Linked DNA regions of Mus musculus: regions 1 and 2 are each linked to region 3. The links are chromatin loops, found by intact Hi-C in ENCODE. Cell type or tissue: heart. All regions are shown on one strand. Links, peaks and the distances in the headings refer to the core of each region. The heading gives the core; the rest is flanking DNA.

Evidence for each region. A loop is a pair of places that touch in the nucleus more often than their neighbours do. Peaks named below come from ENCODE experiments on the same cell type or tissue, not always from the same donor. Only the 100,000 strongest peaks of a DNase experiment are listed, where the experiment ranks them.
Region 1: a loop joins it to region 3, with 3 times the contacts of the local background. A loop is called at or near these places in 18 of 42 quality-filtered maps.
Region 2: it touches region 3 in a loop (2.1-fold over the local background); 4 of 42 quality-filtered maps call a loop at or near these places.

The regions. Positions count from the first base shown.
Region 1 is chr19:57,258,149-57,263,462 of GRCm38, forward strand. It overlaps a transcript of Ablim1 not described here. Among named protein-coding and RNA genes, the nearest start is that of 4930449E18Rik, 13 kb to the right of the region's middle. In heart, for the core only: no CTCF peak of the experiment used is centred there; no DNase peak of the experiment used is centred there.
Region 2 is chr19:57,270,152-57,275,465 of GRCm38, forward strand. 4930449E18Rik (RIKEN cDNA 4930449E18 gene) reads left to right here and starts at 3,809. Exons shown (of 3, transcript NR_045319.1): 1 at 3,809-3,918. It also overlaps a transcript of Ablim1 not described here. In heart, for the core only: no CTCF peak of the experiment used is centred there; DNase peaks (open chromatin) are centred at 1,870, 2,900, 3,230 and 4,720; H3K4me3 peaks cover 2,091 bases; H3K27ac peaks cover 3,131 bases.
Region 3 is chr19:57,158,641-57,163,954 of GRCm38, forward strand. The region is part of intron 2 of Ablim1 (actin-binding LIM protein 1); the gene reads right to left. Among named protein-coding and RNA genes, the nearest start is that of Ablim1, 55 kb to the right of the region's middle. In heart, for the core only: a CTCF peak has its summit at 2,792 (motif pointing right); DNase peaks (open chromatin) are centred at 2,861, 3,831 and 4,881; H3K4me3 peaks cover 402 bases; H3K27ac peaks cover 2,197 bases.

The DNA of each region.
Region 1 (5,314 bases), core at 223-5,222, 100 kb after region 3:
CCACATCAAGCGCCAGCCTAAACTTTCAGCAGTTGGAGCAGAGGCACAGAGAAGTGACCTTTGGTGGCAACATTTTCCTAAAAGCTGAGAACTCACTTTCTTGCTTTGTAGTTTGACTAGGGACACATCCCTGGGGCTCCATTATCCCAAGTCTAATTTGTTGTATGAGAATAACAGCCTGCTGCTCTGATTCATTAAATTTGGGTTTGTTCAACTAAACAACCAAAGCCACAAGGAAAATCAAAACAACCACTCCCCAAACTTCCAGGAAGCCTTTAGGGCATTACCCCGTGGCTTTCAAGTGGGTAAAAAGGCACTTTGTAGACTGACACACACCTAAGTAACTTACTTATGCCCTTTCTAGTGACCGCACAGAAAAACTAAAAGGAAACAGGTAAAATTAATTTTAGTCATCCTTTTATTAAAGGATATCAAAATGCTATCATCCAAATGAGCTCTGTATGGTCACTAGCCACATAAGTCCCACTAAACAGAGACTGTCGGGTCCCAAAGTTTACCAGTTACAAAGCTGGGGGAGGGGTGCTGTCTTAGTTAGGGTTTCTATTGCTGTGATTAAACCCCAGGACCAAAAGCAACTTGAGAAAGAAAAGGTTTATTCATCATCTCATCATCCAGAGACGTCAGGGAAGGAACCCAGAGGAGGAACTGATGCAGAAACCGTGGAAGGGTGCTGCTTACCGGCTTGTTCTTATGGCTCACTTAGCCTGCTTTCTTACACCATCCAGGAAAGACCTGTCCAGGGACGGCAGCACTCTATTCAGCAGGGTCCCTTCCACATCAATCATGAGTCAAGACAGAACCCCATAAACTTGCCTACAGTCCATCTTAAGAAGGCATTTTCTCAATTAAAATTCCCAGCTGCAGTGATATGAATGAGAAAGTTCCCATAGGCCCACGTGTTTGAGTGTTTGGTACCTAGTGAGTGGAACTGTTTGGGAAGGAATAGGAGGTATTGGAAGAGATGTGTTCCTGGGTCTCATGGTTGTATTACTGGGGGTATATTTTGAAGTTTCAGATGGCCATACCAGGCCTAGTTTCTCCCTCTTTCTCTCCCTTTCCTTCCCCCTCTCATCCCTCTCTCGCTCTCTACTCTTTGCCTGTTGACTATGAGTCAGAACCCACTATGATGATCATAGACTAACCCTCTGAGACCATAAACAAACTCCCAACAAGATGCTTTCTTTTAAAAGTTGTCTTGGTCATGGTATCTCTTCACAGCGACAGAACAATAACATACCAGATATGTGTAGGTTTATGTCACATTGACAAAAAAAAAAATCTTACCAGGACAAAGCATACTGACTACCAGTCCCACTGCCACGTCTAACTAAAGAATAACTATTAGAAGCTAATTACCACTGATATCCTCCATTTTCTACCTTTTGGCCTACTGTTGTCTTTCAAAGCCCATCTGGGGCTAAGGATGTGGGTCAGTTGGTAGAGTATTTACCTAGCATATAAGCCCTTAGTTCTAGCCCCAGTATCACATAAACTATAACCAGGTATGGTAGTACATTCCTGCAACCTCAGGACTCTGGGGGTAGAGGTAGGAGGATGAAACATTCAAGATTAAACTTGGCTACACAGCAAGTTCAAAGCCAATGTAGGCTACGTGAGACCCCCCACGTCAAAGGAGAAGATACCTGTGTGTAGCAGGCTTTTTAGTCATCTATAGGCAGTGACACAGATAAAGCTTGTGCGTCTGAACTTCATGGTGATGGGACCTTCCAAACACCTTTCCCAGCTGAGAAGGAAGGGAGCCACCGTGAGGACATTGGTGGCAAAGAAACGCACCCTGAGGCACACCGAGACAAAGAGCCTACTTCTGGCCCTTTCTGAAGTGGAACAACTCAGGAGGTCCCATTCCAGGGCTGAAAATATGGCTGGTCCATCCTCTAAAGGACGTGAAGTCTCTTGGCTTGGAAGCAATATCAGTCTTCTCCTTCAGTCAAACCCTCTCTGGATGCTCTTCCCACCACATTTACAACAGAGGAAAAGGAAAAGCAGTTAGGAAGAGGGGTGGGAAGGAAGGGAAGTAACCAATGCAAGTAGCAAACTCTACAAATGCCCAATGGGCGTGTGGCTCAGCGGTAGAGTGTCTGCATGGCATGAGCTCCCCCCCCGCCCCCCCGTGGCTTCCATCCCTAGCACTTCCTGTCTTAGTTAGGGTTTTACTGCTGTGAACAGACACCATGACCAAGGCAACACTTACAGGGACAACATTTAAGTGGGACTGGCCTACAGGTTCAGAGGGTCAGTCCATTATCAAGGCAGGAACATGGCAGCATCTAGGCAGGCATGGTGCAGGATGAACTGAGAGTTCCACATCTTCATCTGAAGGCCTTCCAGGCAGCTAGGATGAGGGTCTTAAAGCCCACACCCACAGTGACACACCTACTCCAACAGGGCCACACTTTCTAATAGTGCCATTCCCTGGGCCAAGCATATACAAACCTTGATATTCCCCAAACAGACAAACAATAGACCTAAAATCTTCCCCTCATAAGGTCATTCCAGGTGAGTTTCCCTGACCTTCCCAAGGCCTACCCAAGTGTATGTGTGTGCAGTCCTGCATGCGTGCACACACACACACATACACACACACGCACATTTGTGTATAAGTACACATTTGTGGACAGGTGTTCATAAGTATGAAGAACAGAGGTCTACCTCAGGTGCTGCACTTGAGAAGTCCATATACCTTGTTTAGGGCACAGAATTTTTTAGTGGAATCCAGGGCTTACACATCTGTCTAGGCTGGCTGACCAGGGAGCCTTGAGATCCATCACTGTCTCCTCAGCACTGGGATTCTACGTGCACACCATCACAACTGGCCTTTGCCTGGGTTCTGGGACTTGAACTCCGGTTCTCACCCTCACATGGGAGAGTCTTCACCAGCAGGGCTAGTTCTTTAGCCCCCATATTGGGTTTCTTGATGTTTGTGTGAACATCAGGAAACTCTAGGGCTTTAGGCCCCTTCCCATGTCCTAGGAGAAGTCCTAACCTGTATTTACAGGCTCAAAAGATACTTTAGTCCCAGTCTCTGACGGGAGTTATCTCTTCTCAGACTTACCTTCCCTTTTAGGTCAGCTATGGATTGTCACTGGTATTTGTACCTGTGGGTTTTTTTTAATACCTGGGCTAGTGAAAGTGCAGTTAGCGGTATTTTTAGTTTCATGGGCTGTATTTAAAGTCTCTCCCATGCACAGTTGTTACTGATGGCTATTCATACAAAATACCAAAACAACATCCAGGAAACTCTGCGTCCCTCCTGTGCTCCCCTGAGCCCAGAGGCCACGCGTGATCTGAATGTGCCTATGGCGTCTGTCACTGCAGTAAATAGTGATCAGAAGGGAAACGAGCTTCCAACAGTACAAGGCAACAGGCTGGTCGCCGAAGCAAGGTCCTGCAAGCCCCGTGCTCACCCTCGCTGAACACAGAGGACGCTCGCCAGTCATGAATACACTTCATAAGGAAATAAGTGAAATCATAAACAGGCCTTCCACTTCAGTGAGCGCCTTATGAAGCAGAAATGATCAAACGCTGGTATCTGAAGACCTGAAACTGTAGCCGTGAATATATCTCTCTATGAATCACTTGTTCTCTATCTCCTAGCTCCAACAATAAAGACCAATTTCAGCCAACTATGCTAGAGAGAAAATTAGGGGGCATTTTCTTCCATATATAGAAAGTATTGCGAAAACAAGTGTCACATGACAACCTGAGAATATACTGTCGGGAAATGTCAGCAAGAAAGCCCTGTGATTAAAGGTGGGTCACAGCACATTTACTCTCCTACATTGCATCTCGGCTGCTGGGAGCGAACATTGACCAAGCAAGGCTGGACTCAACAGGGTGCAGGAAGTAATGGAGCCGCTGATTCAGGTGTGGAAAGTTGCCTCTCAAAGCATAGCACAGCATGATTTAGTCTTGGAGAATTGTCTCTCAAAGCACAGCACAGGAGCCAGAGTTGAGGGGTGGAAGGTGTTCACATGACCGCCCTGTGGTTCTTCATAATGAAGGGGAAGATGTATCCATGAGCAGAGGAGGGACGGGTTTCCAGCCCTACCACTGAAATATTTGCTACTGATAGATCATGGGACAAGGGGGCAGGGGGAACCAATGTTCTTCGTTTTATATACACTGATGGCCCCCAGCAGGCTCCAACAGAGAGTTTCTATCCAATGGTCACAAAGATGACCCTAGATAAACAAAAGGAGTCACAATACACCCAGGCAAAGGACTGGCAGGGATGAGGGGTGTGGAATGGACACAGGTGGGAGGGTGAAAAGAGAGACTGGGTAGAAAGAATAATCATAATACATTATATACTTTATGAAATTGTCAAGTAAGGAAATTAATCGGTAACTACAAAAGGGTCAGCGAAATGGTTCAGCAGGTACAGGTGACTGCCACGCTTGACGTCAGAGTGCTGTCTCTGGGAGCCGCACAGAAGAAGGTAAGAACAGATCGTGGAAAGTCTGTTTTGACTTCCACAGGTGAGTCAGAGCACCCATGTGCCCACACACATACATATAAATAAATAAATAAATAAATAAATAAATGTAAAATATTTTTAAATTTAATTTAAAAGTACATCTTATTAAAAGCAGTAGTAGTTCCTTTTTACAATGTTGAGATTTGAAACAATTTTCCATCCATAAATGCACATGTGGTAGTTTGAATGAGAAAGTCTCCCACAGGCTCAGTATTTGAACACTTGGTCCCTAGTAGGTGGTACTTTCTGGGGAGACCATGGACCCTTTAGCAGGTGAACTTTGCTGGAGGAAGTACACAGCTTCCTTGAGTTTTTATAGCCTCAACCCATCTCCTGATCTCCCCTTCTCAGCTTCCTGAACATGAATGAGAACGTTGTCAGCCAGCTCACAGCCCCTGCTGCCATGCTCCTGCCCCCCACCCCCACCCCCTCCAGCCATGATGGACTCCTTCCCTCTGACACCATAGCCAGAGTAAACACTTCCTTCCATAACTTGCTTTCAGGCAGGGTATTTTATGACAGTGCAAAATAAGAAGTTTAATAGGAAAAGACTACAGCCTATTCTGGGCTAGCTTCAGTAAGATTCCTTGCACTGCGCCAAGGCATCCTTAACGTGCAAGGCTCCTCAAGGGATTCATTTTCTACTTCATGATGCCATATCATGAAACAAGCAAAGCTAAGTGGGTAGAACTAGAAATGACAAGGCTGGTCATGTGGCGCTCATCAACACTTCTAAGGTGCTTCTAAGAGCAACTGTGGTGCGGGGGACGGGGTAGGGGGTTGTGGGGGAGGGAG
Region 2 (5,314 bases), core at 161-5,160, 110 kb after region 3:
CTGCCAGTACTCGTGTCTGCCCAGTATCATCCAGATGACCCAAGTCTGTATTCAACATGGACGTAAGCTTTTTAAAAAGTACAAGGAAAAGCAAGATAACAAGAACTGTGTTATCTTGCCGCAGGAAGAATAAGCTGTGAATGCGCTCACACACAGAGGGAAAATGTCACAAGGAACTGAAGAGATAGGGCTTCCTCTAGTAGCCAGCACAGAAATACACCCCACTGCACAGCCACACACCGAGTGAGGCCATTGTTTATGCATGTATGATATTTTTTTGACAATGGCCACCACCATGGGAAAACCGGGCAAGAATGGCCTTCACTGTAATGAGAAGTAGGAAGGATGATGGAAAATGAATGCATTAGAATTTTGACCTCCCTACTTTAAGTGATAGAATGTATGCCAGCTACAGCTTTTCCATCTGAAAAATCAAGGCTTAGGCTTTGGCACATAGTGTGAAATGAGCATGCTTTCATTGGCTACTGTGGCCAAGATGCTGTACTGGGTAGTTTATGTATGGGATGGGCGGGACCTGAGAGGAAGGTTATCCAGTCTCACCTGAAGCAAAGGATCTGCTCTGTGCCACTCAGTTGGTTGAACAGCCACAGTGAGTCTTGAGTGTGAAGTCCTCTCGTTCACTCACCTTCACACAGCTTTAGAGCATCAGGTGGAAGTGGTCCATCAAGGTCACTGACTTCTGCTCTCCTCAGACTGGTTAGGAGAGGTTAGCTGGGACCAGGCACACTCCATAAAGCAATGGCTATTTTGGTAACAAAGTCAGCCACGCTGGTCAAGGTTTATGTGTCGTAACAGTCCTGTCTGCCCATGTTACCCACGTCAGCCTCTTAACTCTCTAAGTAAATGAAAAAGGTTTGCCCTCCACAGACCCTTCAGAATACTTACTCTCTATTGCTAATCCTACAAAAGAAGTCACGAAGAAGTACACGAGTGTTATGCGCAATTTGCCTTTCTAATAAATGCGTTTTCGACAACCCAGCCCACTCTAGCTGATGGCCTAGAAGGGACAGATGCCTAGGAGGAAATGGCTTTCTAGTAAACACCCCCCATCTTTACCCCTCAGAGCTTCACGCATACTAAGCTAAGCGTCTGCTGAATTAACTAGAGAGTTTCCATCTCTCTAGTCACCTTTAAGTCATATTGTCACACATGCTAAACTTCCTCTCTCCAGAAGCCCAACCCCTAGCTGACAAGATATCGGCAGTTTAAGACAACTGGGGAAGGAAGACTTGCTTTTATGGAGGGATGTGGCTACTGGAAAGTTGCCTGTATTCCGGCATGCTTATGGGAAATACTAGCTGTACTCGGTGGGTTAAAATAACGATAAGGAATTTTAAAAGAAGAAAACATGAGGTGTTGAGGAAGATGAGCTAGAAGGTTCTGGTGGGTGTTGCAGGATAAGAATGAGAGGTGGGTGAGACCAAGAACATGGTAGTAGACATGCATGAAATTCTCAAAAAAGAAATTTAAGAAGCACCGAGATAGAAAACTTTAATCTTAAAGAGAACAAAATCACCAAAGTCATCTGCCTCTTGTACAAGACGGGCCACAAACTGTTGTCCTTACTCTCCACGGCAGACCTGCAGCGCCTTCACTCTCTACCAATGCAGATGCACCGGTAAAGAAGGACAGCTGATAGTGCTCCCGCAGTGACAGCTATTCCCAGCGGTGACACAACCTGAAACCCAGCCAGGAACCAGAGCCCAGTGCCTGCTTTGTTCCACAAAGGTCCCGAGTTTACCTGAAAACTCAGGATCATAGCAAATGTCACTGCGGCTCGACGAAGCCTGCTCTGGGAATGCGTTAGAGGTTGCGCTCAGGCACGATAAGGAGGCTGCCGCGCTGTTTATTAATAGGACCGGTAACGTCTCAGAGGCTGGTGGGATTAGATTAACTGTCTTCCCAAGCAAGTTCCTGGCTGGATCCCACTCGGAACAATTCTGTAATGAACAGCTCCTGATAGGCAAGTACCACCTCTTGAGAGGGGGCATCACAAGGAGACCTTGAACTTGGACAGAAACTCTGACAGGTCCCAGGAGGCCTGCTTATGTTCTGAGCCTGGGCAGAAGCACGGCACAGACCACTCGGACCGTGTGTTCTGGCTTTAACCACCCATCAGACCAAAAAGACTCTGAGACTGCCTTACCCTGCACAGATCATTCTTAAGCCTTCTAATCAGATCCTACTGTCTGGTCATATTTTGTCCTGATAAATTCCAGACATATGAACCATTAACCTTCATTAAGAAATACAATGTCAGCCAGGTCTGGTGGCACAGGTCCACAATTCCAGTTGTTTCAGAGCTGAGGTAGAAGAATTGTTAAGTTCAGAGCAAGCCTGGGCAACTTGGTGAGACACTGTCTCAAAATATAAAGTAAAGAATATAAAGCAGAGAAGGGGCTCAGGGAATCACTCAGCGGCAGGGCGTTTGTCTGGCATGCGCAGTAGTCGTACTCCACGTCGTATGGCGCACACATGTGTGCACTCAGATTTTTATGGTACTTCTATGTCCCTAACGCATTAGTTTACAGGAATGCTGTGGTGTCTAAGCAGATAATGTTTTGTCTTTACCCAGGGGCATGAAAAGCCAGGAACGAGATGCCTGCTGCCACAGGCTGGTCTGGGGAGGACAACTCCGCACCCTGTCACACTTGTCTGCTTTTTCCCTTTGGCAAAATTCCACTCGAGCTCTCAGACCCAGCTAGGGCTGCACTAATGCCCGCCCTGTTCCTCCAACCATAGCTTGATGCACATATCTCCTCACTGTAGCACTGAACACATGGTACTGAAATGACTGTTTTCCAGTCTGCCTCACTGATAGGCCAGGAACTGGTCCCTGAGCTAGTGAGCCTCGGGTGCCCAGCCCTGGGCATGCGCAGAGCAGCACAGCAGCCTCGTGACGACTTACTTGTTTCTTCCTGGCCAAGAGTCTCATGAGGAAGAGAAATTGACAGTAGAAAATGCTGAAATGTGCCAGAGACACAGAGGCTCAAAATTGCTGCATCAAAATGAGCAAGGGGCAGAATATAGCTCTGGGTACGAGGATGGATGGGCAAATCCCTATTTTAAAAAAAAAAAACTCGCAGGCTATTTGTAACCCTGGAAATCTGTAACTTTGCAGAAATCTGGGGTCTAGGGAAAGGGAATATAGGGCAGGTACCTTTAACACGCTGGCTGGGAGGAGCAAGCATGGGAGGAGTTACGCTGGGAGGGGCAAGCGTAGGCAGAGTTACACAGGGGCCACGCCCAGCCAGTATGAAAGGAAAGATCCCAATCTGGGGTGAGCAGACATTTATTCACATTCCCTGGGATGGTGTCACACAACATGCCATGTTCTGACTCTTCAGTAACTGGGAAAATGCCAAATACACTGAGAGTAAGATATTGCCCCACCCTCAAGCCCGATGAGGCTGCTGTTGGGGATTTTGTGGAGTACTGAGGACGTGTTTACACTGCGGGTAAGATTAACCCATGCAAGTACTTCTGAGGGCAAACTGTGAATAGTTACTGAAAGGGAAGACCTTCAACCCAAAGCCCCAGTAGTTCCTGTTGGTCCATTCACTTTGCATGTTGGTCCAGGGTTGCCCTTTCAGGACTGGGTAGTGGGGGACAAGACACAGGTAAGACTGTTCAGTGAATCACAGAGATTTAAAAAAAATGGAGTGATAGTGCCTCTAAATATCCATCAACACCAGGAACAGTCGAAACTAACACAAGTCAGCAGGAAAAAAGAGAACCTGGGCTCAGCAGCATTCTTAGAATCCCAGCAACTCGGGAGGCTGAAGCCAGAGGATCTCTGGCACCTGGGAGTTTGGAGCCAGCCTAGAAGGCAGAAATGAGAAGGCCCACTTCTTAAGAAAGGAGGGAGGAGTAGAGAGGAATGGACTATAGAAACAGGTAGGAACAGGGTTCTATCTCCAAGTCAGGGGAGGAAGCAGAGGAGGGGGAAGAGGAAAGCTATGTGCTCTCATAGGAGAAAAACCACTCTGACCATCGACTTACAGGGTTTGCTGATCAGCACACAAATGGAGACGTTCTGAAAACAAGGCAGCAGTAATACCAAAGGCCAAGACAGTAATTACTTCTGGAGACAAGAGACTGTGGGTTTGTGGGAGGGTCCTGTTAAGTCATTCAACCATATTCACTTTTAAAGTGACAAGCAAGTGTGGCAAAGGTGTAGAATCCTATGCAGCGAGGTGCCCACCCCACCTTTCCTACTGTCTTCTGGGTATTCCGAGCACTTTAAGGTGTTCGTGAGGTTGCTCTTCCCCAGCTGGGTCGAGGAGGAGTCAGTGTCTACGCAGTCATTCAGCTTGCCTCCTCTGCTGCGCACACAGGCACCCTTCCAGCTTCTAAACGGAACGGTAACATGGTTCCTGCTCAGCACCTCTCAGGTTGGGCTGCCGTTCCTCTGTACTCTGCTTACAGTATCTTGTCTGCGAGGAAACTGAGGCTTAGAGAAAATCTGCACTGAGTTATCTCAATGAGCGAATTGCTGCGTTTTATAAAAATGAAAGAGCCAGGAATATATTTGGTAGAGGGCGGTATGGGGAGAGAAGGGGGAGGAGGATGGGGAGAGAAAGGACAGAGAGGGTAAAAGTAGGAGAGAGTAAGAGATTAAGAGAGTGAGGAAGGGGGCAAGCAGCCCCTTTTATAGTGAGTCAGGCAGTACCTGGCTGTTGCCAGGTAACGGTGGGGCGGAGCCTAGAAGGAATGCTAACAGAAATGGCAGGGCAAACGCGTGACTCCAGGCTGATTCCAAAAGTACCTGCTTTCTGTCCTTAAGCCCCAAGTACACCAGATTTCCAGCTGGCCCAGACTGCCACCTTAGCTCCAGAGCTGACACCATCAAACTCTGGGACATCCGAGGAAACACAGACCCTTAGAAAATACTAAAGGCTTCTGTTCCACATGACTGGAGCTAAATAAAAATACGCCCTGAGAATCAAATGTTGACAGCTGATTCCTAAATTGAAAGTAACCACTGAGTGAGTGAGTGTTTAAGACCTGGACTGTGAATCCTGTTAACTGCCTTCAGGACACGGGGTGTAGGAAACCGCGGAACTCAGCTAAGGAATGGCGGTAACCCCAGGGTGTTTCTTAAACCCGAGTCCAAGAAAATGAGGCTGTGACTCTGTTATGGGGACCAGGGAGGAGGCAGCATTTTGACATAACCTTCTTCTGACTACTTTGCCCTCTGGTCAGCTGTTCACCCCATTAGGTTAATTATTAGTGAAGCTACGAGCCAGCTGAAGAGTCACAGTTTCCTGGCTCTTCCAGCTACTTCTCTGGA
Region 3 (5,314 bases), core at 183-5,182:
TAAGATAAACAATGTTTAACTGGACAGGAATCTGTGGCACACGCACCAGGCGATGAATGAGAGGAAAAAACTCCTTGCAGCTGGACCTAGGTGCTACTTCAAACATCATGACGTCACCTAAGACCAGAATGGCAGTGATGGTGATGTAATATGGTGATGTAAGACGTAATTGGAGGCTCCTCCTTCAGAACCCTAAACATAGGGAACTCCCACAGACACCATTTCCTTCCCTATATAATATAAGGCCTTCCTGGGAACAGACCTCACCTATCAACTTCTATCCTTGAGCAAAGGATTATCAGTGAGTGATCTCTGTCTATAGTGTGTGTCTTGCAAGCTTTATACTGTGGTTGTAACTGAGCAGGGAACAGAGTGCCGGCCTCAAACTCGGACTCTTCCAGTGGCTCTATCCTTTTAGCTCTGTGGTACCACTACCCCTAAAAGGCTTCTGAGAGATGAGTCTGTTCCCTGTGTTAGTAAACCTCTAGCTGTATCCACTTTCTCATCTGACACCCACATTTTCAAGCAACCCCAAAGCCCAGGCTAGCTCCCCATGAACACCCTCAGGATCCGCTCCTCCGTGGGCCTTCTTGTCATGATTTCTCAAACCAAGTGTCAACATTGCCCTTCTGCCTGGAAGCAATTTTATTAAAACAGTGTTTGTATTGTCAGGAAAAGAATTCACTTGGGACAGTCTGAGTTCCCATTAGAAAGGAGCTGGTACTGCGGTGGGTTAGACAATCATTGTGGGTGATTTAACATTAAGTGGAGCTGGTACTGCAGTGGGTTAGATCAAGCATCGTGGGTGATTTACCATTAATCAAGAACAAAGATTACAGAGTCAAGAACCTTAAGGAGTCAATTTTTAGAGACCTCTACAAACAACAAGAGTGAGCTCACAAAACAGAGCTACAAAGTTGGCTCTCTTGGGAAGGTAGGCACAATCAACTTTCAAATGCCTGTCGGTCAGCTCATTAGAAACACTCCTTTTAGTGGTGAGAACATACCTAGAACACTTGATTCACCATGTCATACCTAGAATGCTTGATTCACCATGTTATACCTAGAATGCTTGATTCACCATGTCATACCTAAAATGCTTGACTCACCATGTTAGTAATTTTCAGGTGGACAGTTGCTCATGTGTGTTCACAAGCTTGTGGTTTCCACACATCATCTATCCACAGGACTACTGTCTTCTTAAAAAGCTGAAACTCAGTGCCCATGAAGCAAAACCTCCTTTCCCTGAATCCCTCCAGTTCTTTGGACACCCCACTTCTGTCTTCTAGCTCAGTGAACCCAATTGCTCAAAATACCCACATGCCATTGGAAGCTCACCTGTAGTGATAATAACATATTAAGAGATTGGGGTGGGGCAGCTATAGAGATGGCTTAGCTATTAAGAGCACTGGCTTCCCCACTACAGGACCCAAGTTCCATTCCCAGCACCCACAGGGTACCCCACAAGCATCTGTAACTACAGTTCCAGGAGATCCAATACGCTCTCTGGATTCTGCAAGCAAAACACCTGCATATAAGTAATCAAATAAAATAATTAAAAAATTAGAAGAAGCTGGGGTCAAGAATGAAGAGATGGCTCCGTGACTAAAGCACTTATTGCTCCTTCAAAGGCTCCAGGTTCTGCTCCTGGTCTCTACTCGAGGACTCACATCACCTGTAACCCCCATTCCAGGGGATCGGATGCCTTCTTCTGGTGTCCCTAGGTGCTGCAACCATGTGGTGCATATACACACACACAAGCAAATACTCATACACATAAAGTAGAAATAAATGGATCTTTTAAAAAAATTATCCAAAACTTAATCATAAAGAAGAAGGAAGAAATCACATTCTCTCAGTCAACCTGGGGCTTGAGGTAGCAGCTCATTACCCAGGAACCGGATGTGGCTTGACAAGTTCTTACCATTGACTGAAGGCCCAGACTTTGAATTCTGGGACCTGATCCATTCAGGGGCCATTAAGACAACTAACACTTGGCTTATTACCCTGCTGCAGCCTGCTCATCTGTCCCTGCCCTGCAGCCAGCCATCTTTGACAGTCTCTTTGGAAGGCCTATAGACCTATGCCTTCAGTTTTTCTGCAAACAGCATCACCATGCCCCAGGACCCCTCCCTCATGAACAGTACATGTCCTTGACACACTTGTCTCGTGTTTGTAGGACAGTCATAGACACTACACTCCGACTCTGACTCAGCTCTGTTTACCCAATGTATCTGAAGGTGAATATTAAACAAATTCCAGAAGAATGTCAAAATATTCTAATTACTTTATTATTTAAAAATCTTTTTGTGTGCATAAGCATGTGTGTGCATGCGTGCCAAATGTGTGTGTGTGTGTGTTTGCATGCTCATGCACATGCCAAAGTGTATGGGTACACACAGAGGCCAGAATAGGGAATCTGGTCCTCTGGGTCTGGAGTCACAGGCACTTGTGAACCTCATGCTGACATGAACAGGGATCCTCTGGATGAGCATCAAATGCTCTTAACTGTTGGGCCATCCTCCAACCCCATTAATATAGATGTATTTATTTTATGTGCGTCTGTATGCACACACCACAGCATAGTGGTCGGCGGCTTGGGAGAGCTGATTCTCTCCTTCCACCAGATACGAGAAGCTCAAACCGCAGGTGCCTTTCACCGCTGATTCATCTCATCAGACCTTAATTAAAAAAAACAAAAAAACAAAAAAACAAAAAAAAAACTTTGTTTTGTTTTAAAGATTTATTTATTATGTATAGAGTTCTGCCTGCATGTATACCTGCATGCCAGAAGAGGGCACCAGATCCCATGATAGAGTCAGAAGAGGGCACCAGATCCCATGATAGAGTCAGAAGAGGGCACCAGATCCCATGATAGAGTCAGAAGAGGACACCAGATCCCACTATAGATGGTTATGAGCCACCATGTGGTTCCTAAGAATTGAACTTAGGACCCCTGGAAGAGGAGTCCGTGCTCTTAACCTCTGAGCCATCTCTCCAGCCCCCTAAGTATTTTGTTTTTAAAGGAGCTTTAGTACCTTTCAATGATAGCGCGAAGCAAAAATGTCTTACATCTACATGATCATAAAATAAATACACGTCAAGGTTGAATTCAAATGGAAATATGCACATTTTCCTAACTTTAACATATTTCCTAGGAAAATCACAGATTTTGCTCATTAAAATCCCAGGCTGCTAGCGCAGATGCTCACTGCCTTCCTTCTCAGGATCAATTATTAAAGCATTCTTCACCCCGAGTCCTGCTGATTCCTGCCTTGCTTCCCATCACTGAGGTCTGGCTACACACAGCCCTGCACCTTGTTATGATACGCTCTCGAGTCCACTCTACAAACCACCGAGTAAAATCTACTGGTTAAGTGGGGGACATCCAAGAAATTTTTATACAAAAGTTGTGAAATTAGTAACAAGTACATTTTTAAAAAAGCTTAAGTCTTAAAATAACAACTGAACAAGCGCTGCTTGGGCTATAAAAATACCATGGAACAGGAGGGGAACAGAGTGTGGAGGCGTTGGATCAAGGAGGGGGTGGGGAGAGCAGAGCCTAGCTTCAGTGGCGGGAGCTGGGCTGCGGAAGCATCTTAGGCCTTCGCAATGCAGCAGGTCCTTTCGATGCCCCAACAAATCCATCCCTGAGATGGTCCACCTGCCGGGCAGGCGATGCTCAAAGGGTCAGACTTACACCTGCCTCAAGGGGGGGTCCAGGGCTATCAGGTGGAGACCCTTTCTCCATCTGCAGCTAGGGACCATCCCTTCTCAGGCTGTGGATTCCAAGCGGCTCTGGTCAGTTCTCAGCAGTAAGAGAAGACCCAGGAAACATGATGGGGGACCAGCAGCCTTTGGCAGCTCCTCTCTTTACTTCCTGGGGAAGGCACTGGCTGTCTGGTACCCTGCTGGCAGTCTGCCTGTCACAGGATGCAAGATCTGAGGAACCAGTTCAGTGGTAGAACCCTTGTCTAGGATAGGTGAGGCCTTAGGACCAATACCCAGTACTGCAGAAAAAAGAACCCACAGGCATGAGGGGCCTTTCTGAGCTTTTCCACCTGGAGCAGGGCATCCGGCCTGGGTTACTCTTCCCTTTACAAGCTTGTCTGCATGGAGCAGGGGTGTGCAGCCAGGGCTGCCCCCTTTCCTTTATGAGCAAGCAGGCTTTGTGCTCTGGAGACGCGACTTTCCCCACATCAAGGTCAGAGCCTGTTCTGATGCTGTGCTTCCTGGCGCCATGCATGACTGTTCTGAGGTGGAGACTCAGATGTGACGGAGCCAGGGAACAGGACACTTCCCCACCCTCTGTACACACACATGCACACACAACTCTTGGATTATCATTGTGAATACCAAATGTGTGTGTGACTATGGGGTGCACATGCCCACAGCGTGTACACATGAGCACATATGTCAGAGACCAGAGGACATCGGTGTCTTGCCCCGTGGCTCTCCGTCTTACTCTTTCAAGGCAGGGTCTCTTGCCGAGCCTTTAACTAGGCTGGCAGTTGGCACCCTCTACGATGCTCCTGTCTCTGCGCCCCTGGTGCTGGGGTCACAGGTGTGCAGGGTCGCGTAGGTGCTGAGGGTTCAAACTTAGACCCTTGTGCTCCTCCTACAAGCAAGCTCTTAGTCTCAGGGACATCTTCCCATCCCCCTCCCCCGTGATTTCTTTTAAACTTTTCTCTCTTCTTCTTTTCCTCACAGATTTTTATCACGATGGTAACGGTGGCCTTCAGTCTTCCTAAGCACTCAGAGTTCAATCGGTGTCAGACTGACTCAATCCATTTCTGGACTGAAATGCAGAGCGGCGAGCTTGAAGCAACCACAAAAGGTAGCTCACAAGGGCTACTGCTGTAGCTCAGAGCTCAAAATAGCTGAACAGCACTCACCAACAATGACGTGCGGGGGCAGCTTCTGCCAGAAATAACTTCTGCGAAAAAAACGCTTGGACTCAAACGGTAAGCCTCAAAAATGGACTGTAATCGCTCCTCATTGACTTCTAAATGCACATCGAAATCAATGATCACTTCTGGGTGAGATGATACTTACAAGGTCAACCAGGTCGAAAATGGGTCCCAGAGCAATGCTTTTGGGGGATTCGAGTTAATTCAGAGTTTGAATATATGGTAAGAGTCTTGTTAGAAAGGAAGCTCTTGGAACCTCTGTTTACTAATAAAAGCATTGACAACATAGTATTTTTGAATTGGTTGCAGAATTTCATATACAAATAAAATTGATTACAAGCAGCTCAAGAAACAAGGATGTCACCCAGAATATAAAAACAAGTATGAAAATCTTTTACCATTGC